2 separate regions of the Homo sapiens genome follow, and region 1 is linked to region 2. The links are chromatin loops, found by intact Hi-C in ENCODE. Cell type or tissue: mammary epithelial cell. All regions are shown on one strand. Each heading gives the region's core, and the rest is flanking DNA. Links, peaks and the distances in the headings are about the cores only. Region 1 overlaps ELMO1 (engulfment and cell motility 1). Region 2 holds the start of LOC107986734 (a long non-coding RNA gene).

What was found. A loop is a pair of places that touch in the nucleus more often than their neighbours do. Peaks named below come from ENCODE experiments on the same cell type or tissue, not always from the same donor. Only the 100,000 strongest peaks of a DNase experiment are listed, where the experiment ranks them.
Region 1: it touches region 2 in a loop (22-fold over the local background); 2 of 110 quality-filtered maps call a loop at or near these places.

Annotation. Positions count from the first base shown.
Region 1 is chr7:37,193,774-37,205,966 of GRCh38, forward strand. The region is part of intron 13 of ELMO1 (engulfment and cell motility 1); the gene reads right to left. Among named protein-coding and RNA genes, the nearest start is that of ELMO1-AS1, 200 kb to the left of the region's middle. RefSeq lists enhancers at 5,246-5,305, 10,245-11,444. In mammary epithelial cell, for the core only: a CTCF peak has its summit at 5,274 (motif pointing left); a DNase peak (open chromatin) is centred at 5,268.
Region 2 is chr7:35,979,717-35,991,909 of GRCh38, forward strand. It overlaps LOC107986734 (a long non-coding RNA gene), which reads right to left and starts at 11,772. Exons shown (of 3, transcript XR_001745010.1): 1 at 11,733-11,772; 2 at 9,257-9,489. RefSeq lists a silencer at 5,560-5,609. In mammary epithelial cell, for the core only: a CTCF peak has its summit at 5,632 (motif pointing right); no DNase peak of the experiment used is centred there.

The DNA of each region.
Region 1 (12,193 bases), core at 3,850-6,349, 1.2 Mb after region 2:
GTTTTCTCTTATCACCATTTTCTCTCCTGCTGGCAGATGAGCACACACATGCACACACACTTGTGCACACACATGTAATACATGTACATACACATAAACATGTGACTCTAGTACACACTTAGAGAAGAACCCACTCTAGGCTTCAGCAAATGATCTCACCCGGTGCTGCCTCAGCAACTTGTCCCTCTAAATACATCTCACTGGCACTTCTCATCCAGAATGCTCTGGAAAGCCCTGGCTCTCCTGGAGAAATTCTCCAGAACAAGCACAGAACTTGACACATGAAGACTGGAGTCCCATGTGTCACACACTCGATGTATGTCCTGGCCAGTTTATTCTCTGCTCTATAGTTTCCCAGCTCCCCTTTCATTAAAATAGGCTAACAAAACACTTGCCAGGTTACTGTAAATCTCAAGCAAATGTTAACTTGTGCTAGGTATTTGTATTTCCATTGGCCTTCTGGCTATCTCCAGCTGAAAAGTCCTGACAGTAATTCAAATGTCCTTTATCCTAAATGGAACAAACCAGCCCCTTCCCAAAGCTGCATCTCCTATCTGCAGAAAGAGCAACCCAGCTTCCCGGCCACACAAGCTGTGCAACACTCCCCATATCCAATCTGTTACCAAGCCCTGTGCTCCACACCTTTTCTTTCACATTTGTTTTCTCCCTTTCTATTCCCCTTCTATTTCTAGTTTCGGCCAATATCACCTCCAGCCTCTTCCAACTTCCTGCCATCTTTTTACTACCACCGAAGTGAAATCCTCAGCTTTAACTGCATTATTTCTTAACTTACAAATTATCAAATATCATCCAAACACCGCAGCACATAATATTTTATGGCCCAGCCTCAAAGGAGCAGAAATTGAAGGAAACTTCACATTCTTCCACTTTCCACTCCTTGTTGGTCACCCACGCTCCTCCTCCTCCCCAGCTCACTCATGTCCAAATGCTCCCTATTCTTTAAGGTTCATCTTCAGCGTCCTCTCCACTGTAAAATCTCATGGAGTCCTCAAATAAATTCTCCTTATCCATTTTTGGAATTTCAGAAACACTTTATAGTCTATTTGTATGATTCTCATAGCATATATCAACTTCTACCTATAAGTAAAGGTGTCTCCTTTCTTGAACGGTAGAATCCTTAATTGATCTATTCATTCATTCATTCAACACACACTTACCATATGCCTATCCAGTGGCAGGAACTGTGCTGGGTGCAAGAGATGCAAAGGTGTGCTAAGTAGACAAGGACCTATCCCTCTGGTGGGACATCAGGCTAATAAGCAAGTACAAACTACGTGCTGAAACGGGGGTAGGACCTGGACTGGGAGAGCTCCCAGCAGGCTCCCTGTGTCTAGTCTAAGAATACAACACACTCAGTTCTGAACTGAGAATTGTAGAGGACAGGGGATGAGAGTGCCAGGAGAGAGAACAGCACACATGAGGTCCAGAGTGATAAGGAGTTCACTCAACAATCAATTCCATGAAGGCCTTGGCTTCTCCGATTCATCTTTGTGACTAGAGAGAGGCCTGTCCGCACACTGCCTTAAATATCATAAATGCTCATAAATGTTGGTTGCACGAACAAATGAATCAACACATTAGTCTCTTATTTTTAGTCTAGATTAAACTCCAACATGACCCTATTGCCTGGCATGATCCGTTACTATCAAAGTGCTCTACAGGTGACCGATGGGACGCCATTCTACAGTGAGCCACTCAGATAGATGGAAGAAATCCACAGGCCCCTGTCTCACACCTTGGATGCCTGTTTGGATGCCCAGCCATGCCCAGCTGGCTGGAGGCGGGGCTCCCTGCACTGAGCAGCAGTTGCAGGAATCTGTGATGCTTTCCCAAAGTGAGGAAGAACTGTACCTCCTCCCAGAGCTTTCCTCTCCGAAAAAGCTGGCGTGGCTCTTCTCCTAACAGACCTGGTCCCAGACGGACCACCTCCAGTAGATGCCCCTGAACTTTAAAAGCTGTACTGCAGAGGCCTCCCTCTTCCTGGTCTCCATTTTCCAGCCCTTTCCCTTTGCCCTAATGCTCATAAGTCACAGGGAAGGCTGCAGTGGGAATGAGGGAGAACCCTTCAAGAAACAAGGAAAAGCTTTAGTATATGACATCACAGATAAATATATTAAAGGGCTGGGGGGATGGAGAGAACCAAATTCAAATCTGCTAACTTCAGGCTCCATCTATGAACAATAGAAGGCAAAAAGTGAAGGCCGATTTCTGGGTTATCATGAAGCAGGAAGATGAGCACTCAGGACCTGTCATGAAAATACTTGCTTTCCCTCACTGCTTTGCCCTGGTTATGAAGCAAGGTCATCAACAAATGAACAACATCAAGAAGGCAGGCAGAGGCTCAATAAGCTGAGAATGGAGACAAGGCCTCTTGGATTTACCTGAATTGAATGTAAAGAGCGACTGAGACCTTGTAGACAGCATGTTCCCTTTTCCTTAAATAGCAAGACAGCACAGCCTCGAGGCTGAGGTGGGGGAGGACTGGCGTCAGGGTGAAAGGGGCCAAACACTGGCCCTGCCACTTGCTTGCTGTGAGCATTTGCGAAGGATTTATAGCATCCCTGGAAAACTGGAAGCACAATTTTGCTTTCTACCCCCAGATAGAAACGTGGCCTTGCTCCTGCTGGGTTTAGCTTGAGATTCAGGAAGGACGATGCTCTGTGCATGTTCCCTTAAGAAGCAGCAAGTGGATAGTTGGTGTGTGGTCTTCATTAGTGGGAATACCATCCTGAGTGTGGAAAGGCCACAGTGAGACAAGCATTTGGTGGCTTTCTCAAGGACTCCAAGGGAGTGGGGGGTGTCCTTGGCATGGGAGGCTAGAAATAAAGCTTCACTAAGATCTGCTACTTTCATCTATTTCACTGCCTTGCTCCCATGAGTGTCTGAACCTGCGACTAAACAACTTGAAAACAAAAATTAAGTCTGCATATGTCTCCTTGTGCTGCTGAAACACTGCAGCTATTGTGGGCAGGTTTCAAATCTTCTGAAGCTGTAAGCCTCTTTTTATTCGTCTCTAAAATAGACATAATAATCCTTGTGTCTTGTGTCTTGTGGAGACAGAATGAGATACTGCATATGGGAACTTTCTGGCTCAGGTCCCAAAGAGTCCCCTAGACACTACTGCTGCTGGGTGTGGCCACTGCAGCTATTTTCTGCAGCTATTTACTGGGATAAGACCAGTAGAAACCCTAGCAGGCAACCTAAAAATGATAGATTCTCAGCAGTCTAGCCAGTTTGGTAATGTAAACATTTAAAGAGGAGGGACAGGAATAACAAGAAAGCAAAGGGTTAATAAATACCCCTTACCCTTTTAACCATGTTGTCCCAAGCACCATCTCGGGAGTGTGCACCACTTCTCATTGGAAAGTTTGTAGGTTTGCAGAGTTCATGGAAGATTCTTCCTGCTCCTCTTTCTCTCGTCTTCAGAATGAACAAGTGCAGGAAGTATGCAGAGATGCCCGCACAGGGCCAGTTCTTATGTAACCATGTGATTCTCAAATTGGTTCTTGTCCCTTCCCATTGGAAAGGTTTTGACAGTCTTCCTACACATACAAAATGCCATCCCCAGAATTAGAATCCCACGCCATGAAGCCAGCTCCCAGCATAAAAATTACTTCCCGGCAGACGTGAAACAGACATGTCCGAGTCTGGACGTCGTGCTCACACCTCCTCTCCCGAGGTCACATCACACTGAATTCAGAGGTAGGAAGGGCACTGTGACAAATAGTCACCACTTGAAAAAATGGAAAACAAAATAAAAAGTACCACAACAGCACACTGTCTCAGGAGAAAGGATAAAGATAGAAGGCATGCTAGCTTTGCGTGGAGCTGATTGATGGCCATCAAAAGCAGGTCAATGGGAAGCAGGTAACTGGATCACAGGACTCTTAACTGGTCATTCCTTCCCTCTCTTGCCTGCACCCCAGAATAACCAGCATGATTCTCAGGGGTGCTTTGATATGATCCTACTAGAGGCAAAATCACGAGTACAAGCACCTACAGAAAATCATCAGAGGAAGAGGTGCTGGATGCCTATAACTACCTTTCCCAGGTACCAGGACCCCATCACCACTCAGCCCTGCCAGACTCTGGTGGTCCTCTGTCCTAGCACTGTCCAGCCTAGGTCCAAGGCACTCTCCAAAGGGTATCGTGGATGGAGTCATCCAATTGAAAAATGCTTCCTGTCATGGACAGTAATATTGATTTAATATATGTTGTGGTTTTGAGTCTTATCTGCTTTTGAAAATCTGCACAAGAGCAGGCAGCATAAGGACATCCTCGGCCATGTGCCTACATGCTAATTCCTGAGTAGCAAAAATACAGAGCAAAAAATCCACCGCTTCCTTCACTAAAGAGGCTCTTTGAGGGGTATAAAAGTCCTGCACTGCTAAGCACTCTTACGAAATTCTCTAGAATTCATGGACTTTGGGATATGCCACTCCTGACAATTAACTGTTTTTGAAGCCATGTATTTCTACTCTCAGACCCAGCTGGTTATAGTCAAATGAAGAATGTCCCCAGTCATCTGGGTTACTGTAAATGCATTCTGCAGACTCATTTCCACCATCAGATCCAAATGACAATCATCAATTGTAAAAACTTACTAAAACTGGCTCCATGCCAAGGCTTCTCAGAACTTAACATCAATTAACTCATTAATGTCCATAACAAGCCTGGGTGGGAGATACGACTATATCCAACTCACTAATGAGGCAAGAAACACTTAGGTAAATTGTTCAAGATCACACAGCTAATGAGCAATGAAGCTGGGATGCAAAACCAGGCAGTCTGGCACCAAAGGCTGCACTCGTAAAAGCTATGTTTTATTAGCCTCAAACACAATTGACTTGCTTATACATTACGAGACCCTGACGTTTCTTTGCCCTTGGTTCCCTATGTGTCACCCTTGCACCTGCTGGATGGTGCCCTTTTGCTCCAAAGCGCCATGTGCAAAGAAAGGATGCCAAGGAAGTTTGCACAATACACTCAGGGACGAAGGATTGACACTGTTTAATATGTTGCCTCTCCTTCCGCCACAGCCAGGGGACAGAGTTATTGGAGATTTTGAGCTAAAAGGGGGAAGGAGGAAGATTCTGGCTGGAAAAGCATTTTTCTGAACCTGCTAAACTTACCCACTTAGAAGAGTCCCCACTAAGTCCTCCACTTCATGAACACATCAGAGCTGCTCTTTATTGAAGTGCCATCAGCCTGCAGAGTTTCTCACACACATGCCTTTGATAGGCGCGCCCCCTAGTGGACCAGAGAACAGATTCAACCCTAACTGCCCACAAATGTCCCTCCTAAGGCACCACAATGCGTGCTAAATAGGAAAGGAGTTTGGAAAAACAGGACTGGAAGAAACCTGTCTCTTCACCTGGTGTTCAATAACCATTCCTGAGAAATTGTGTCTGGAGTTAAAGTTAATTACCGTAAAAAGTAAGAAGAACGAAGGTCAAGTATTATCATGGTAATGAATCATAGGTCATTTGTTTTTAAAATTTTTCCCTTAAAATAGTTCCTCTAAAAATATGAAAACGGGCTGAACATGGTGGCCCACATCTGTAATCCCAGCATTTTGGGAGGCTGAGGTGGGAGGTGGAGGTTGCAGTGAGCCATGATGATGCCACTGCACTCCAGCCTGGGCAAAAGAACAAGACCCTGTCTCAAAACAAAACAAAGTTTTAAAAGTACAATTATTCATGCATCCCCTTTTCAGAAGGAGTCCACAGGTCATGGGTGCTTCTGAAATTAGATTACTCCCAGCAATAAGTACTCCTCCTTGCTCCCTCCCCATGCCGGAGTAGGAAGAAGGGAGTAACATATCCCATACGAAAGTCACCAAACAGATGGAAATGGTGGCAACAGCACATGCCTTGCAGCAAGAGCAAAACATGGGCCAACTCTTCACCTGAGACAGTGACAGAGAGCTTGTGTTAGGACTGTCCTTAGGGGCCCCACTGCACCAGTTTGGATGTCCTTTCTCAATGCAGCTGACAGCAAAGGTGGATCACAGAAGAAAGATCTGCAAGTATTCTAAGTGGGAGTTCTTGATCTCTCTGCACCCCTAGGAAGTATGATGATGCTACACTGAAGTGGAAATGGCCCCACGAGACCTTGAGTTATCTGAGAAGAGCCCACTGTGCAGAGGCCCTGCCCCATGACTTAATGTGCTTGGTTCACTTGGTTCAATGACAGGAAATAAACCTGATCTTCTTCAGTTTTTCAAGAGAGCTTTCCAAAGCTAACCTTTTCTTTCCTACATGTGCAGCTACAACTTGTTTTTTATCCCCCCACAGACAGATAGGGTTTCGCTCTGTTGCCCAGGCTGGAATTCAGTGATGTAATCATAGCTTGCTGCAGCCTTGACCTTCTGGGCTCAAGAGATCCTCCTGCCTCAGCCTCCCAAGCAGCTGGGACTACAGACGCATGCCACCAGGCCAAGCTAATTAATTTTTTTTTTTTTTTTGTAGAGACAAGAGTGTGACTTTATTGCCCAGGCTAGTCTTGAACTCCTGGCCTCAAGTGATCCTCTCTCCTCTGCCTCCCAAACTGCTGAAATTATAGGAGAGAGCCACTGTGCCCAACTAGCAGCTACAACTTTAAGACAACTCTGCATATAAAATTAAACATGAAGACAGTGCATGCCATTCTCTCTGTCATTTGACCAAAAGCATCCAAGAAAGACAGCACAGAGGCAACCCTGAACATGTACAGGCAGGGTGCTGGCAATCCTCTCTTCACCTGTGACGAATGGGCCACCTGAAAAGGATGCCCACCTGCCAATCAGTGAAGTGTGCAACCAAACTCCCTGACAGTTTTTGCTTGACCCATCAGCAGCTTCATAGGCCACCCACTTTCGCTTCTCTTCCCTTTTAAAATTCCCCTTTATGGCCAGGCGCCATGGCTCACACCTGTAATCCAAGCACCTTGGGAGGCCAAGGCGGGTGGGTCGCTTGAGCTCAAGAGTTTGAGACCAGCCTGGGCAACATGGTGAAATGCTGTCTCTACCACAAATACAAAAAAATAGCTGGGCCTGGTGGTGAGCGCCTGTGGTCCTGAGGTGGTAGGATAGCTGGAGCCCAGGAGGCAGTTGAGCCGAGATCGCACCACTGCACTCCAGCCTGGGTGACAAAGTGAGACTCTGTCTCAATAAAAAAAAAAAAAATACAAATAAAAATAAATTCCCCTTAATATTTTTAGGAGTGAGGAAAGAAAAGTTAGAGATAAAAAGAAAAGAATGCTCAAGAGGCTCGAATGCTCCCTACCATTAAAACAGAAATCTCAACAGTACCTCTGAACATACAGCTCCAGAAATGGCTACTGTTTAAAAAATTGAAAAATGATTCTAAAAGATTCTATTTACCTGAGAACCACATGTCAAGAGTCAGATCAAACTTCCCCATACAGCTTTGCATAACTCCCCACCAATGCTGGTTCACTTTAACTCCCTTTACTACCCTGCCCTCCTCACGTTATTACTGTCACATATTTTAATAATGGGACAGTACTTTCAACCCCCAAATACATTATTATTGTTTTTACAGCCAACATTCATAGACTTTCCATTTCCAGTGCATTCTTTCCTATATTTCCATGTTAAAGCAGAAAGCAAAAATTGCTTGCCCTACTTAAAATACTTTCATGACAGAGTAAGGAAAAATAACTGGGAATGAGAGTTGGGAGACTCAGGTCCTGGGAAAAAGCCCATCTGCCATGAACATCAGGCAAATCCCATTTAATAGGGGGGCCAGTTGCACATCCAACAATGCTTCTAGTTCCTACCGGGTCCTGATGAAAGCTTTAGAGCCCTCTAAGGAGACCCCAAGAACCCCTGTCTTGGCCTTTAAACTTTAAACAACTTCAAACGTTTCAGGCTTATAAGCAGGGTTGCAACGTAACAGAATGTCCCAGCAGCTGGTCAGCCAGAGTTCAGGGGACTGGCTGAGAGCCAATGGCTGTGTGTTTGCGCCATCTGGTGGCTATTTCTGCTCTGGTTCACTAAGGAATTTCCTGGCTTGTTGGGGCCAGGGATGCCTCAGAAGTTATTAGAACTGAGGTCTGCAGCATTTCAGATAGGAAAAGAGAGAGTCCGGTCTGATCAAAGTGTCAAGGAGGCTGACAGTGTAAGATCTGGTCCCTGAGGAACAGGCACATCTCTGTGAGTTCATGCAGCCTGAACCATCCCAGGTAATCCCTTTACCCATGTCCCCCAAGGATCCTTCAGGTGAAAGGGGCTGACTGGGTCTGGTGGACTGGCTAGGACTGGCAGAGCTTCCCTGCAGAGCACCCCGGGACCTCCTGCATTCTATATAGCTATAACTGTATAAGATTTCAGTAAATGTGTGTTTTTAAATATACTGTTATTTTACTTTTAGGTTTATGGGTTAAATCTAAAATGTATTTGAAAGCAAAGTACTTGTTTCAGAATACTATCCCAGTTATTAATAAGGGATATAGGGAAAAGTGATTCGATTGACAAAAACCTGCATTATCTTGTGCTTTCCAGAGATGCTCTGTGGCAAAAAGAGAATACCACAAAAATTAAGTGAATGTCAAAATTTAATTTCTCCAATTCCCATAAATGTATTCTAGATTCTTACTAATGCTGTCCTTGTACTCCAAGAGACTGCACCACATTCTTAGTGATGAAAGCCTATGATAAAATCACACTGGGATCGGTGCTGAAATATAAGGCAAGTCCACCATAGACTGGCTTCTCTTCACCTAGAATGATTTTTCTGAGAATTCACCAGGTTTTGGGGATGCGGTATTTTGGTATAGCAGCCATTTCAAGGCAGTTTCTGGCTTTAAAATAAATGAATTGAAACACAGTAAGTTATAATACTTCCCCTGTGAATTCCAACATGGTACTACTGAGCAGTACTGAATGATCTGTAGAAATTATTTAGCTTTTCCTTCTTACTGTAATTTATACTTCCCTCAGGTGGCCATTTTTCCCCATCAGAGAGAGAATATGGGGCCAGGCCATAGTGCAGGAAAAAAATGAGCCACCTCTTTTTCAGGGTTTGTGGGTCAAATTGGTCCCAATGGCTTAGGATGTATTTCAAGGGTGAGCCTGTTGATGTCTCAGTGTTTTCCATCTGAAAGACAAAACCGCCCATGGTTTTGGTTTGTTTCTCCCCCTCCCCAAGAACCCACAACTGTCCCTGGACCCTGCTGATCGGAATAGTTGTGCTCACTAATGCAGTAGCAGAAACAACCCCTCCCCAAGAACCCACAACGGTCCCTGGACCCTGCTGATCAGAATAGTTGCACTCACTGATGCAGCAGCAGAAACACTAGTTTTCCTCCCAGACCACAAGGAGGACCAAGAAGGTCAGATTTAGTGGCCTTTATTGACACATTCTCGAAAACCTGGACCCTTGCCTGTCCTCCTAGACCACAAAGAGGACTGAGCAAAATTGTATTTAATGGCCCTTACTGACACATTCTCGAAAACCTGTTAGAGTCTTAAGCATTCTCCCGTTAGTATTGGGACCTTACCCATGTCCTATAAAGATGTTATGCCCGAAAAATGAAGTGGAGGGTCGTACCCTGAGGGAGGGAAGGGATCTCCAGAGTTGGAAGAGTGATGTCTTTTGTCCTCACTTATATGAATAGGAAGGATACAATTTCTGAGGCTCACCATATCCTAGCTTCAGGAATAGCTTTTGTTAGGCCTGATTGTCTGAGGAGGGATCCTAAAATTCCAGATAGTCCCCCTACAATGGGGCTTTGGGCAAAAATTACATCTTTCTGATTGGTGAGCCCGGGCACCTAAAGAAGGTAACAGAGTCCTGGAGTTTATACTAGAAATAATTCTTATAGGAGAAACTAGAAAAGCACCAGAGACAGGGAGTGGTTTTTTAGAAGTGGGACTAGCCTCAGAGAAGAGAGGCGAGAGGAAGTTTGTCTGGCAGGCATTAGGACCCAGGCGGCAAGGGTCAGAATAGATAGGATAGATGGGCGAGTCTGCTTGGACGACATGCCTTTGAGAGTTCTGCTCATGGCTGCAGGGTCAACCAACTTGTTGTTGGGATCCCAGAGCTGAATGGCTTTCCTCTCTGTCGACCCTCGGCTCAGCCCAGAAGTACAGGAAAAGCAGAAGCTGGTTCCAGGCAAACCAACGCTCCCAACTCCGAAGAGTCAGGGATTGTTAGAGAGCCCTTTCCCAGAAAGCCTGACACGTGTGTCTTTAGTCTGGCAGCCACGCTAGTCGCTTTTAACTGGCCAACAGGTGCCCAGTATTTAGCCCCCGAATTCTAAGGAAAAATAGGACAGAATAGCAAGCAAAAGGGGTCCGACGGTACTCACCATTTGGCAATAGGCATTAGTCTCACCGCCTGGCGATGGGCGATGGTCCCATCTGGGTGGCCAAAATGTGTCTGGAATTGGTGGGTTCTTGGTCTTGCTGACTTCAAGAATGAAGCCATGGACCCTCACAGTGAGTGTTACAGTTCTTAAAGATGGTGTGTCCAGAGTTTGTTCCTTCTGATGTTCGGACATGTCCAGAGTTTCTTCCTTCTGGTGGGTTCGTGGTCTCGCTGACTTCAAGAGTGAAGCTGCAGACCTTCGCGGTGAGTGTTACAGTTCATAAAGGCGGCATGTCTGGAGTTGTTCATTCCTCCTGGTGGGTTCCTGGTCTCGGTGACTTCAGGAATGAAGCTGCAGACCTTCGCGGTGAGTGTTACACCTCATAAAGGCGGCACAGACCCAAAGAGTGAGCAGCAGCAAGATTTATTGCAAAGAGCAAAAGAACAAAGCTTCCACAGCATGGAAGGCGACCCAAAGGGGTTGCCGCTGCTGGCGCAGGTGGCCTGCTTTTTTTTCCCTTCTTTGGCCCCGCCCATATCCTGCCGATTGGTCCATTTTAAAGAGAGCGCATTGGTCCATTTTACAGAGTGCTGATTGGTCTGTTCTGACAGCATGCTGACTGGTGCATTTACAAACCTTTAGCTAGACACAGAGCACTGATTGGTGCATTTACAATCCTTTAGCTAGAAAGAAAAGTTCTCCAAGTCCCCCACCCGATTAGCTAGACACAGAGTGCTGACTGGTGTGTTTACAAACCTTTAGCTAGACACAGAGTGCTGATTGGTGCGTTTACAATCCTATAGCTAGGCAGAAAAGTTCTCCAAGTCCCCTACCTGATTAGCTAGACACAGACAGCTGATTGGTGCATTTACAAACCTTTAGCTAGACACAGAGTACTGATTGGTGCGTTTACAATCCTTTAGCTAGACACACAATTCTCCAAGTCCCCACCCAACCCAGAAGCCCAGCCGGCTTCACCTCTCATTACCATTTAAGAGCAGACTTTCTCTTCCCCACTTATCACAGACGGGACCCTCTGGGATTCTCCTCTCCATAGTTTACTGCTGCCCAAAAGCTCCCTGGGGACTTCCAAGTATAGTAGACTCTTCTTATTTGCAGTAGTTATGTCCTAGAAAGTTGCTGCAAATAAGTTAACAACTACTGAACCATTGCTCCTAGGAACAATATTAAATTGTTTCTGCGAGCCTCTGACCATAACGCTTTTGCCAACCAGTGAATATATAACCTTCTTTTATGTGTGTTTCTGTTTAAAGACACCCTATTTAGTATATGTTGTTGATTTGTTAACAATGAATGCTCAGCCAACAGTGCTGTAACTACTGCCACAACAAAGCTTAACAAACCCATATATTTTCGTATTTTTTCTGCGTGGCATGTCACAGCCTTCTTACACTTCGGAACATAAAAACAGCACTTCAGCACTACATTTAAGGGCCATTTGAAACTGAAATTACCATCAGAAAGCAGGAAGCACAAAAATGAGAAAAACGTGGCCTAGACAGACTGGGAAAGGGACACCTGTTTGAAGCATGAGAGCTGAAACAGGAAGGCAGGGTGGTGGCTTGGTGTCTTGTTCGACTTCAGCTGGAACATCTGAGTTGGGCAACTCAGATTTTTTGCCACTGTGCATTTTCCAAGAATGATCTAAAAAAGCATGTTGAATATTGATTTGGGCATTACAAATAAATTTTAGCAAAAAGGCAAATTTGCAAATACGGAATCCATGAATAATGAGGACTGACTGTATATTGCAAAGCCCTTTGAATTTAAAATTCTTCTATAACCTTTCCCTCACTCCAAAAGGCAACTCTACTTCCCTCTCTGCAACATAAACATT
Region 2 (12,193 bases), core at 4,143-6,642:
ATCTCTGGCTTAGCCTGATAAAGTTAAAAAACAAAACTAAATATTTCAGGAACACAGTTCTCTCACCCAGACACAAATGAAATCTTCCTTAGACCTTTGTATTGCTGGGCAGAAGTGCCACAAACTCAAATTGGCATTTTCTGTCTCAAATCTCCACCTCATTAGTGCCTAATTAGACCCCATCCCTAAGAGTCGGGTGCTTGGAAGATGGAATGGAGACCACTGATAAAAATTCACCTTCTGTAGTCTCCATTCAGGTATGATTGGCCCGATTATAGCTCGTGTCCTGAAAAGGACATAGGAGGCTTTTTTCTCCAACTCGTAAGAACTGATGAACTAATCACACCAAATGCAAATGTTTTAGACAGTATATTCAAACTGGGAAAAATACCTGCCTATCAAGGGAGTGAGAACTCACTTTGAAGTCTAAGGGAAGGAAACAAAATTGGAAAAGCACAGCAATAAGCATTTGTGGAGTACTTGCTGTGTGCAAACACAGAGCGTTCACATAGACTCTAAACTAGAGCTCATGAGAAGGCTATGACATGGCCATTTTCACCTCTTCATAAAAACAAGCAAGCTAAAATTTCACTGTGTGATTCCCTAACATTTGTATTTGTTATCCATTTTTCCACAATAAATGCCCCTCAATCCTATCAACAAAATTTAAACCACAACAATCTGTAATAGTAACATTCATTATCTTAGTTTCTGCAGGTTAGGAATTAAGTGGTTTAGCTGGGTGGTCTGGCAGGGTGCGTTGCAGTAAAGATGTTGGCTGAGGCTGCAGTCAACTGTGGGCTTCAGTGGGCCTGGGGTATCTGCTTCCATGATGGCTCACTGACATCACTGGCAAGTTAGTGTTTACCATTTTTTTTTTTTTTTTGAGACGGAGTCTTATTCTGTCACCCAGGCTGGAGTTCAGTGGCGTGATCTCCACTCACTGCAAGCTCCACCTCCCAGGTTTGCGCCATTCTCCTGCCTCAAACTCCTGAATATAGGTGCCCGCCACTGCGCCCAGCTAATTTTTTGTATTTTTAGTAGAGGTGGGGTTTCACCGTGTTAGCCAGGATGGTCTCGATTTCCTGAGCTCATGATCCGCCCGCCTCAGCCTCCCAAAGTGCTGGGATTACAGGCGTGAGCCACCGTGCCCAGCCTGGCAAGTTGATGTTAAGTGTCCTCAGCCCCTTGCCACATGGACCTCTCTCCACCAGGGCTGCTTGAGTGGCCTTGTGACATGGTGGCTGGCTTTCTCCCTGAGCAAGTAATCCAAGACAGAGCAAGGCATAAGCCACATGGCTTTTATGGCCCGGCTCTGAAAGTCACACACATAATTTCCCAATATGCTGTAGCTAATGCAGCTTAGTCCTGTTCAATGCGTGAAGGGACTGTACAAGAGTGGGAGTACTAGAAGGTGGCTGCCACAGTATTTTATCCATTTTCTGGGTAATAGACATCTGTTCATTTTTACAAATAATGCTGCAGTGAATATTTCTATATATATCTTGCCTAAATATTCAAGTGTTTCTATAGGCTTCTGTACCAACATGAACAAAGCCAGCAAATGCATCATTTTTAGGTTCATAAGCCTCTGTATGGGTTTCCTGGATGCATCATGCAGAATGTTTTATTCCCCTGCCTCTTCCCCACTCAGACCAGATCTCTCTAAAGGCCACCTTACATCCCTTATAGTCTCTTGACCAGAGAAGGGAATGGGATCTCTCCCTCTGCCTTAGAGTTTGGAAAGTCTCAGGGAAGAACTTTGACAGCTCCAGTAAGGAGGGTGGTACAGATGTGGTCACTGAGAACCACTGTGAGCCACACAGCACCTCGGATAGCCTGCAAATCTGCCTTCCCCCAGGGAATGGATAAATGAGGTGCCAGTTCTCCAGCCAACCTGGGCCTTTGAATCAGACTCACCCATACCTCATGCACCAGATCCAGGCATAACAGGTGGGCCATCCTGGGGCTTTGGCTATGTTGCTGTCATCCTATACTCCTTTTCCCCACATGCAGGCAGGCCATCATGAGACTCCAAGTCTTTCCACCCCTCCTTGCTGCCCAACCTGGATGTAGGTTTACACTGGCCCCTACTCCATGGCCATGTATACAAACCCTGCATCCCAGCACGTGCTCCCCCTCATCCCAGTGCTGGCTTCCTGCTGGTACCCCCAACAGATTGCCAAATGCCCCTTCCCCATTTACAGACTGTTAAATGGACTTTTCACTTCATATTTTGGCATAATTTCAAACAATTTACAAAAAGGTTGCTGAAAACACTTTTTGGTCTGAACTATTTTTGAGTCATGTGCAGCCTTGATGCGCCTTATACTAAATATTTGTGTGTATTTCCTAGAAACTCTCCCGTAATAACAGTACAATGATCAAAATGTGAAGAAATTTAGTGAGCTTTTAATAAGACTTAAAAACATGTATAGAGCTCTTAGATAATTCAGTATGTATTCATATTTATATACTTTGCATTTTGTATTAAGTTCAAAGTCCCCAATTCAGGCTGTTGTGCTTGCATTTTCCTTCAAATGAATTCAAAGGGGGGTCACCTCAGTGTCCCTGGGCCTGGCCCCCTTTGGTGCCAATAGACCCTGTGGGTTGATTGGATGGAATCAGCAGCAGGATTGACACCTGTCTAGGGGTCAGGCTCCCAGTTCACTTCTCCCTCCATTCTGTGAGGCAGCCTTTTCTTTTCCATCCCTCCCTCCTCTGAGCTCGAGGTCACTGGGGGCATGGGTGCAGGTGCCCACTCTGCACCAGACACGCACATACACTACGCTTCTGCCCTCCAGGACCGCGTGGCCTCAGAGAAACAGGCACGAAGCATCATGAGAGGGACGCTTTTTAGCGCAGGGTCACAGTCTGCAGAAAATCAAGCGTGGTCAAAATCAGTGTTCCCTTCCGAGGGCCCAGTAAAGACTCAAACCCTCAGGCTTCCGTCCCCACGTCCTAAGTGGCACTGGACCCCAGCCTGGGCTCTACGTGTCCCCCGCCCGCGCTGGCCACCTCCGGGTGGACCCTAGGATTCCGTAGCCGCCCCCTAGCCCCGCGCCTGTGGGTCCCTTCTCCGTGGGGCCTCTGGTCTCTTAGGGTCGCCGGGGGCTGGAACCCATGGGGCCACCCTCCGAGGGTCAGCAGCGGCCGAGGCCGTTGCCACAGAAGGTGGCAGCACCTCCTTGCGGGTCGCGAGGAGTGGGCTCCCCCAGGGGGCTTTTGGAGCGCGACCCTGCGACCCACGCCATTCAGCAGTGGGATTTTATTTTGTTTCAGAAATACTCCAGGGCCGTCTAGTCTCTTTCTCTATTTAGGGAAGAGGTTTAAGAATGTTACAAAAGCAACAGACGCCTGAAACAGAACGTTACACCCCAGCATGAAGAAAGCACCCACAGAGTGTGCTTCCCCCAGGGGTTAAGCATAGAATCTCCCCGTGGCCCGCAGTCCCCGAAGAGTAAGGCAAGGACCCAGCGGATGGAGGGGCAGTACGGCACTGTTCCCCAGGGCCCGCGAACAAACGTTAACAGGCTGAATGGTAAGCCAAACGTGGTATTCCCTGCTATGGAATGCTCTTTAGCCTTAAAAAATGTGAGTCTGATGCGTGCTGCCAGGTGGGTGAACTGGGAAAAACTTAACTAAAAGTGAAAGAAGCCAGACACGAAAGGACAAATACTGCATGAGTTCACAATGAAATATCTAGAATAGGCACATTCACAGGGACAGAAAGTAGGTTATGGCTTACCTGGGGCTGGAGGGAGAGGAAAATAGAAAGTTATTGCTTAATAGGTACAGAATTTCTGTTTGGGGAGATGTCATGCCTGCTACTGAATTGTAAGTTAAACATTGGTTACATGGCAAATTTTATATAATATATTGTTTCCCATAATTTAAAAAATAGTGAAAACCCATTGCGTTTACTCCTCTACCTCCCATTCACCTCTTTTAGGCCAGGGGCAATTGAATGACTTAACTGGAGTCATGCAAATGGAAGGCACAGGATTTGAGCCCATCGCAAACCCAGCAGGACCAGTGAGGCACAGCGTCCCTCTGAGCAGCCAGCAGGCGCCTGGGCCTGGAGGGGCTGCACCCTCACACCCCCTCACATCCCTGGGAACACCATAGGTTACTCATCAACTTCCTCATTCTTCTCCCTGTGCTTTCTTTGGCCTGGGCCTGGTCTGGGCCTTAGGGTGCTGGTCCCAAGCTTCCCCAAGTCAGGGAGTGACGGGACTATTCTAGAATCCCATCCTGTCTGTTCCCTGCCCAGGTCAGCACAACAAGAGGGAGACTCTGGTAGCTTCCCAGAGACCCCTCTCTCCTCCTTAGCAGGTGGGGGCAGGAGTCAGGCCAACGTGGTCCCCTCATCTCCAGGAACTTCTCCTGCTTCACTGCAGCCCCTGCCTGTGCCCTGTCCCTCTGAAAGCACAAGCTCACTCTCCTCTCCCACCACTGGTCCTCACCCACTCCTGTCCTCACCTCAGGGCACCAGGCCCCAGGTCCCCACGCTTGGCCTCACCTCCCACCTCCTCAGATGTGTGCATTGCCCAACAGGCACATCAGATGCCGCTTAGGTTGCTAAAGCTTTGGGAGGCAAAAAGCTTGAAGTTTGATACTGTTTTAGAAAAAGACATCAAATCACTTATGGGAAACCAGGATTTGTTGACCTTCATTGCACCTGTGTAGAGTTTAAGCTGGTTTTTCTTTTGAATTGGATAGGTGGGTGGTGGTGGCGCTCATCTTGCAGGGCTGACAGCCCCTATACATGTTGTTCTGGCCCTGGCCAGCCTGCATGCGGGTCAGTCCCTTCTCCAGCTTCTCACTTACTCTCACCAGGGCCTGAACATCACAGGGAGGCCAGGGCATGAGAAGAGCTGGAGAGAGGAGAAGGTGGGAGAGCCCTTCAGTCTGGAGTTTGCTGACTGTGGGATGGGGTGCGGGGCAGAGTGCAGGGCACAGATGGGAATGCTGGGGAGGGGTGGGACTGGGCCAGGGAGAAGCACAGGGGATGACAGATCACCCTAGGGGTTCCCATTTTGGATAGTGGTCAAGGACCACAGACGGCATCAACTCCCTGATGGCTACAGAGGGGGAAGATACAGGCCTGTCCTCAGAACATCAGCCTGGCCATTGGAAGTGGAGCACTGGATTAAGAGTCCCCAGTGACCTCATCATGTCCTTGATGGATGTGGGACCTCTCTGGAGAAAGGCAGTGTCGGCTTGGGTTTGACAGACACTCATGGAAGGACCTCCATGGGTTGTGACTGCACACACTGGGCTCACCATGCTTATTTTGACCACATGGACAGCCTGTTGGTCCCAGCTACTCAGGAGGCTGGGACAGGCGGATGGCTTGAGCCCAGCAATTCAACTCCAGCCTGGGCAAGACCCTATCTCTCAAAAAATATAAATAAATTAATAAAAATATGTCAACACTGTCTGGTAGGTGGTCTGGTTATGGGAATGGGGGTGTGAGTGGAGGCCTTTGAGGCCCCTCCCTGTGCCCTGTCGCCTTCTGTCCATTTAGAGGAGTGTGTATGTGAGGAAGATGAGGCAGAAGAAGCCAAGTATGGGCCCCGACTCCCCTATCAGGTGGGAGAGCTGGGGACATAACTCCCAGTGGGCACCAGGAGGCAGTGCAGCCCCAGCATCAGGCCCTTCCCACAGGGGAGCCCTGGCTTCAGCAGCTGCAGAGGCAGTAAACTCCTGGGGCTAGATCAACGTTTTTGGATTTTAAGAAGTAAAAGACGTTTTGAGGGTCATGAACTTGGTGCAGGTCTTTGCAGTACCAGGTGGACAAACCTCATCTGGGGAAAAAATCGTGAGACCAGGTTCTGCTCTCCAGCTCTGATGAGAAAAGCAAGTTTTCCCTCCTCTCTTTGCCACAGTTTCTCTACTTATCAGATTGAAATGGTGTCTTCCCCACCTACTGCTCAAAGATCTCTCGTGCCATTGATGTGAAACACTTTTCCCATGTTCAAGGTGGCTGGCCTAGTCATTGGCATCCCTGTGGCAAAGAAATGTACCAACGTTATGCCTTTACAAATGGATTCATAAAGAGTCCGTTTTTTTTTTTTCAGGCTGGGCACGGTGGCTCAGGCCTGTAATCCCAGCACTTTGGGAGGCCAAGGCGAGAGGATCACTGAGGTCAGGAGTTTGAGACCAGCCTTGCCAACATGGTGAAACCCTGTCTCTACTAAAAATACAAAAATTAGCCTGGCGTGGTGGCACGCACCTGTAATCCCAGCTACCCAGGAGGTTGAGGCACGAGAATCTCTTGAACCCAGGAGGCGGAGGTTGCAGTGAGCCAGGATTGTGCCACTGCATTCCAGCCTGGGTGATAGAGTGAGACTCGGTCTTAAAAAAAAAAAAGTCTGTTTTTTGGAATTAATTTTCCGTAGATGGAAAGATGCAGCAGATGCGTGATGCTCTGGCTTCCATGGCCACAGATGGCCCGGAACAGTCACTAGCTAGTTTGTCCTCAAAAGAAGTGAGACCCGCAGAGAGTCAAAGTCATCAAACCTGGCCTGCAGGAGACCTCAGCAGCACCTGGGAGCCTCTCAAGTGCAGGGGTGGGGGACAGTCTGTGGCTATCCACTGCTGAATGTCCACTGCTAGGGCCTTCCCTTTACTAGAAGTTTCTATCGCTAAAAAGCAACAATCTCTCAAAGTGAGAGGAGGGAGAAGAAGGATATGAATTTCTGCGTGGCCAACCTGACAACATTTTCTGAAAGAGCTTGGGTCTGTGCAGTCTGAGGAAGGCAGTGAGGCCAGCACAGGACAAGACAACCACAGGATGAATTCCTAGAGCCAGGTTTTGAGCACATCCCCTGGGAGGGGCAGGCAATGCATGCTGGAATAATCCAGTGAGGCCATACTTGCTTACTGAGAGGAAGACTTTGCAGGTAGATGCGACTTTCTAATAGGGCATCAGGTTCTAAAAGTCTATTCCGCCCAGATAATTTATATGAATCTCAACCATGTGCATCAGGTAGGTGCCAGTTCTCACTCGATCCTGAGAAAGTTCCCTAACTTGTTTTTTTAAGAGTCAAATTTCTTATTTGGAGAACACGGATGATTGTCTCTACCTCATGGCATTGTGGTGAAGATAAAATGAGATTATATCTACCAAGCGCCTAGCAGAGCATGTAGGATGCAGTATAAGCTCAGTAAATGTTAGTGTGGCAGGTTGCTGGGTGAGCGACTGTGAAATTTTGGTTGTTTAGTTCAGGGGTCTTTGTTTAAGTGCTTCTGGTAATCCTTGTTGGGTGGGGGCAGAAGAGTGGGTTTGTGGTTTATTAGGGAAAAATGAAAGGTATTTTCCTTCTTCCAGGAAAAGAGCCAGACTTTCCTGTTCAAGGTCTTGACCCCTGTTCCAGCCCCACTTATAGCCAAAAGTAGGAATGAAGATGGCCTTGTGGTTTTAAGGCTGATGCCCTGTCATGGCAAAAAGAGGCAGAACGGATGCCTTGTGTTGTGGAGACTCGAAAAGGGGTGGTGGCCTGAGGCTGTCATCTGTCTCCTGAGGACTGGAGAGAGCCAGCCTTCCCTTCGGCATGGCCTCTGAGGAGAGGTCAGCTGTTGCATACTGTGGGGCCTGCGCAGGCCCAGTGGGGAGGGCGGGGGTGGCCTGGAGCCCTTCTCCTTGGCACTGCCCCGCCAGATGCAGAGGGGAGGCTCAGGAGTGAGTGCTGTGGCTGAGGCTGCAGAGCTGCCCAGGTGGCGTGCAACTTTCCTGCCAGATGTGGGGAGCTGCCCTGACCTGGGACCCCGGATCTGGACCACTGGAGGACCTTTTCAGGGCTGTGTAACCTCAGCCCCCACCCAAGGTTCTTGTGGTATCCATAGGGGGAGTCCTCATGTGCCTGATTTTAAATACGTGCCAGTCTTAGTGGGTAGGAGAAGGAATCCGTTCAAAATAAACCAGAGGACAACACATTTGACATGACTGGCCCCTTGGGAAGAACATGGATAACACTGCCCTAGGTCTTGGGATCTCAGCAAGTCAGTGCCAGACAAAACTGCTCAAGTGATTTTCATATGTGGTTTTGATGTTCTTGACATAAAATGGGCAGAGGCCTGAGGAGTCACAAACTATACACACACACACACACACACACACACACACACACACACACAGCAGCAGCAGCAGCAGCAAGTAAGAAGTAGAATGAGCCAGGACTAAAGCCGAGTAAAATGCAAATATAAAATATACACACAGTGACACCAGACAGCCAGGTACACATCCAGGGATACATCTCAAACATACTGGTGAGGAGATGGGTATGGGAGCAAAAGGAATCTTAAGCAAAAAAAAAAAGCCAGAAGAGGGGTCACGTGCCCTGTCAGTGATGATAGTGTTCCGAGGCTGGGAGGATGACAAGCACAGTTCTCTGCAGACATGGCCCACAGAGGTAACAGCCAGGCAAAAATGGTGGGCAGAAGCCCCAGAGGGTCTCTCCAGATGCCATGAAACCTACAAGAAATGCCATGAGGCTGTGGGGAATTTGTTAGGCACATGGAGCGATTTCCAGGCCTGTGTCTGCCCTTCTGTCCCTGTTGAGTTACCAGTGTTGACTCACACCCTGGCACCTGGATGGATTTGTGTGGGTCGCCTGGCGATCGCGTAGGTTCCTGTAAATACAAACAGCCTAGGTCTGACAGGAATTTCCTTACTGCTTTCCTTCAGAATTGATATTAGAAGTAAATTGCTCTCTTTAAAGTGTTCAACCCTAACATGTCCCACTGGGAAAACTCTCTCTTTTTCTGTGGCCAAACACTATCAGGCTTTGTGAATTTTATAGAAGAACCAGAATTGAGGGCCAGACCTCACCCTGGGAAGCCCTGGCCATGTCTTTAAGTGATGGGGCTTGTCTGTGAATTGTCCTTGTTGGAAAGATGGAGGATAGCTTTAGTGCTGGCCACCATTGCTGGTGACACACAGCCTTATCCAAGGAAGTACATTAAGAACTCAGTGCTTGTGGCCATCAAAGAGATTCCAGTCTCTTTTTGGAGGAACTGGTTAAATCTATTATGATCTAATCAGACAATGTAATATTTTGCCCCTACAAAAAATCCTGCTTTTGAGGCCTTCTTATTGACATTGGAAAATGTAAATGTTACATCTGCTGAAATAATATTTAGCGAGTGCCTTTGCCCAGAACATGAACTGATTAGGGCCAAGCTGAAGCACAAACAAGTCACATAAGAACCTGCTGGGAAGAACTCTGGCAGTAAAAACTGTTTTCCATACCATAGCTGACTGGTTTGCTTTTCAGACCTTGTGAGCCAGAGGAGATGTTCCCAGAATCACACAGTGCAGGAGGCTTGGTCCTGGAAAACTGTCAGGTGGTCAGCAGTGAGTGATGAACGATGTGATCACAGCGGCGTTTCCCAGCCAGGCCTCGTGCAGGGGCCACGCCTTCCTACCTCCTCATACACCCTGGTCCCAAAGTCATCTTGGAAGCACAGGCTCTGAACCCTTATCTAAGGATTAAAGAATAGCAGAAAAACCAGACATTTAGAGGTATTTAGACATTTAAAAGAGCCCATGAAATCCAGGCGGCCTGTGTGACCTTCATTTTCTCCTACGAGAGAGATGCAGGGACTTGGGTGCTGTGCTGTCCCCGAGGCCATGGGACAACCCCCCTACCCCGCAGGAGTAGGGGTGCTCTGTGTGTAGCTGCACTCAGTCTCTCCACCGCCTCCTGTTCCAGGACACCGTCATTCAATAAGGCTAAGATTTTGTTTTTAATGTTCATAAAGCCTCTTAATCCTGAGAACGGCTTGACTGTGCATTGAGTTCCTGAGAACAGGACTAAAATATCTATACAATATGAGTCCAATTATATTTATGGCTAAGCATCCAAATATACCTAGAAAAAAAAAGCTTAGAAGGAAATGGGCCAACATATTAACAGCTTCCCTCCCACCTTCCCCCGCACACAAATGTGATGGTTTTAAGGGAAGTTTAAATGTTTCCTTAAAAACAGCTTTATTGAGATATAATTGATACTGAACTTTGCTTTAAGCAAACAAAAAATGAACATTAAGATTTATTTTTTAAGATTTAGGGTATAAGAAAATGAAATAAAAGGCATCCAGATAGTAAAAGATGAAGAAAAACTGTATTTGCAGATGATATGATCTTATATATAGAAAATCCTAAGGAATCCATGAAAAAACTATTAGAACTAGTAACCAAGTTGGGCAAAATTGCAGTATACAATGACAATTTATATACAAATCAATTGTATTTCTTTTTATTTTTATTTTTGAGACGAATCCTTGCTCTGTCACCCAGGCTGGAGTACAGTGGCATGATCTCCGCTCACTGCAAGCTCCGCCTCCCGGGTTCACGCCATTCTCCTGTCTCAGCCTCCCATGTAGCTGGGTCTACAGGCACCCGCCACCACACCCGGCTAATTTTTGTATTTTTAGTAGAGACAGGGTTTCACCATGTTGGTCAGGCTGGTCTTGAACTCCTGACCTCAGGTGATCCACCTGCCTCAGCCCCCCAAAGTGTTGGGATTACAAGTGTGAGCCACCGCGCCCAGCCAAATCAATTGTATTTCTATACACTGGCAACGAACAATCCAAAAATGAAATTAAGAAAACAATTCCATTTATTAATATAATAAAAAAGAATAAAATACTTAGGAAGTTAATAAAAGAAGTACAAAACTTATACTCTATAAACTACAAAACACTGTTGAAAAATGTTAGACAATGTAAAAAGATGGACAGACATCTCATGTTCATGGATCAGAAGACCGAATATTGTTAAGATGGCAATACTCCCCAAACTGATCTACAGATTTAACAGAATCCCTATCAGCACACACAACCACCCCCTGCCCCCCAGCTGGCTTCTTTGCAAAAATGGGCAAATTAATTCTAATATTCACATAGAAACTCAAAAGACCTAGAATAGCCAAAATGATACAGAAAAAGAAGAACAAAATTGGAGGACTCAAACTTCTGATTTCAAAACCTATAAATCTACAGTAATCAAGACAGTGTGGTACTGGCATTAAGATAGACATATAGATCAGTAGAATAGAACCAAGCATCCAGAAATTCTTACATTTACAGTCAACTGATGTCCAACAAAAGTGCCAAAATAATTCAATCAGAGAAAGAAGAGTCTTTTCAACAAATGGTGCTGGGACTAGATATCCACATGCAGAAGAATGAACTTGGACTCCTAATTTACTAAAAATGGATCAAATACCTAAATTTGAGAGATAAAAAACTCTTAGAAGAAAACACAGGGGTGAATCTTCATTACCTTGAATTTGGCAATGGTTTGTGAGATATGACATCAAAAGTATGAACAACAAAAGAAAAAAATAAATAGAAATTCATCAACATTAAAAATTCTGTGCTACAGAGGACACTATTCAGAAAGTGAAAGACAACACACACAATGGAAGAAAATATTTGCAAATCATATATTTGTTAAGGGACTTGTATTCTAGAATATATAGAACTCTTAAAACTCAACAATAAGACAAACTCAATTAAAAAGTGGGCAAAGAATCTCAATAGACATTTGTCCAAATATACAACCACATGAAAAGAGGTTCAGCACAACCGTCAAAGAAATGCTAATAAAAACCACAATGAGATACTATTTTACATCCACTGTATTAGTCCATTTTCATGCTGCTGATAAAGACATACCTGAGACTGGACAATTTACAAAAGAAAGAGGTTTAATGGCTTACAGTCCACATGACTGGGGAGGCCTCACAATCATGGCAGAAGGCAAGGAGGAGCAAGTAACATCTTAGGTGGATGGCGGCAGGCAAAGAGAGAGATTGGGCAGGGAAACTCCCCCTTATAATACCATCAGATCTTGTGAGACTTATTTGCTATCACTAGAACAGCATGGGAAAGTCCTGCCCCCATGACTCAATTACCTCCCACCAGGTCCCTCCCACAACACATGAGAATTCAAGATGAGATGTGGGTGGGGACACAGCCAAACCATATCATCCACTATGATGGCTTTCCTCAAAAAAGCAGATAACAAGTGTTAGTGAGAATGTGGAGGAAGCAAAAGTTCCACACGCTGCTGGTGGGAATGTAGAATGGTGGATCTACTTTGGAAAACAGTCTGGCAGTTCCTTCAAAAAGTAAACACAGGGTTATCATTTGACCCGGCAATTCCACTTGTTAAAAACAA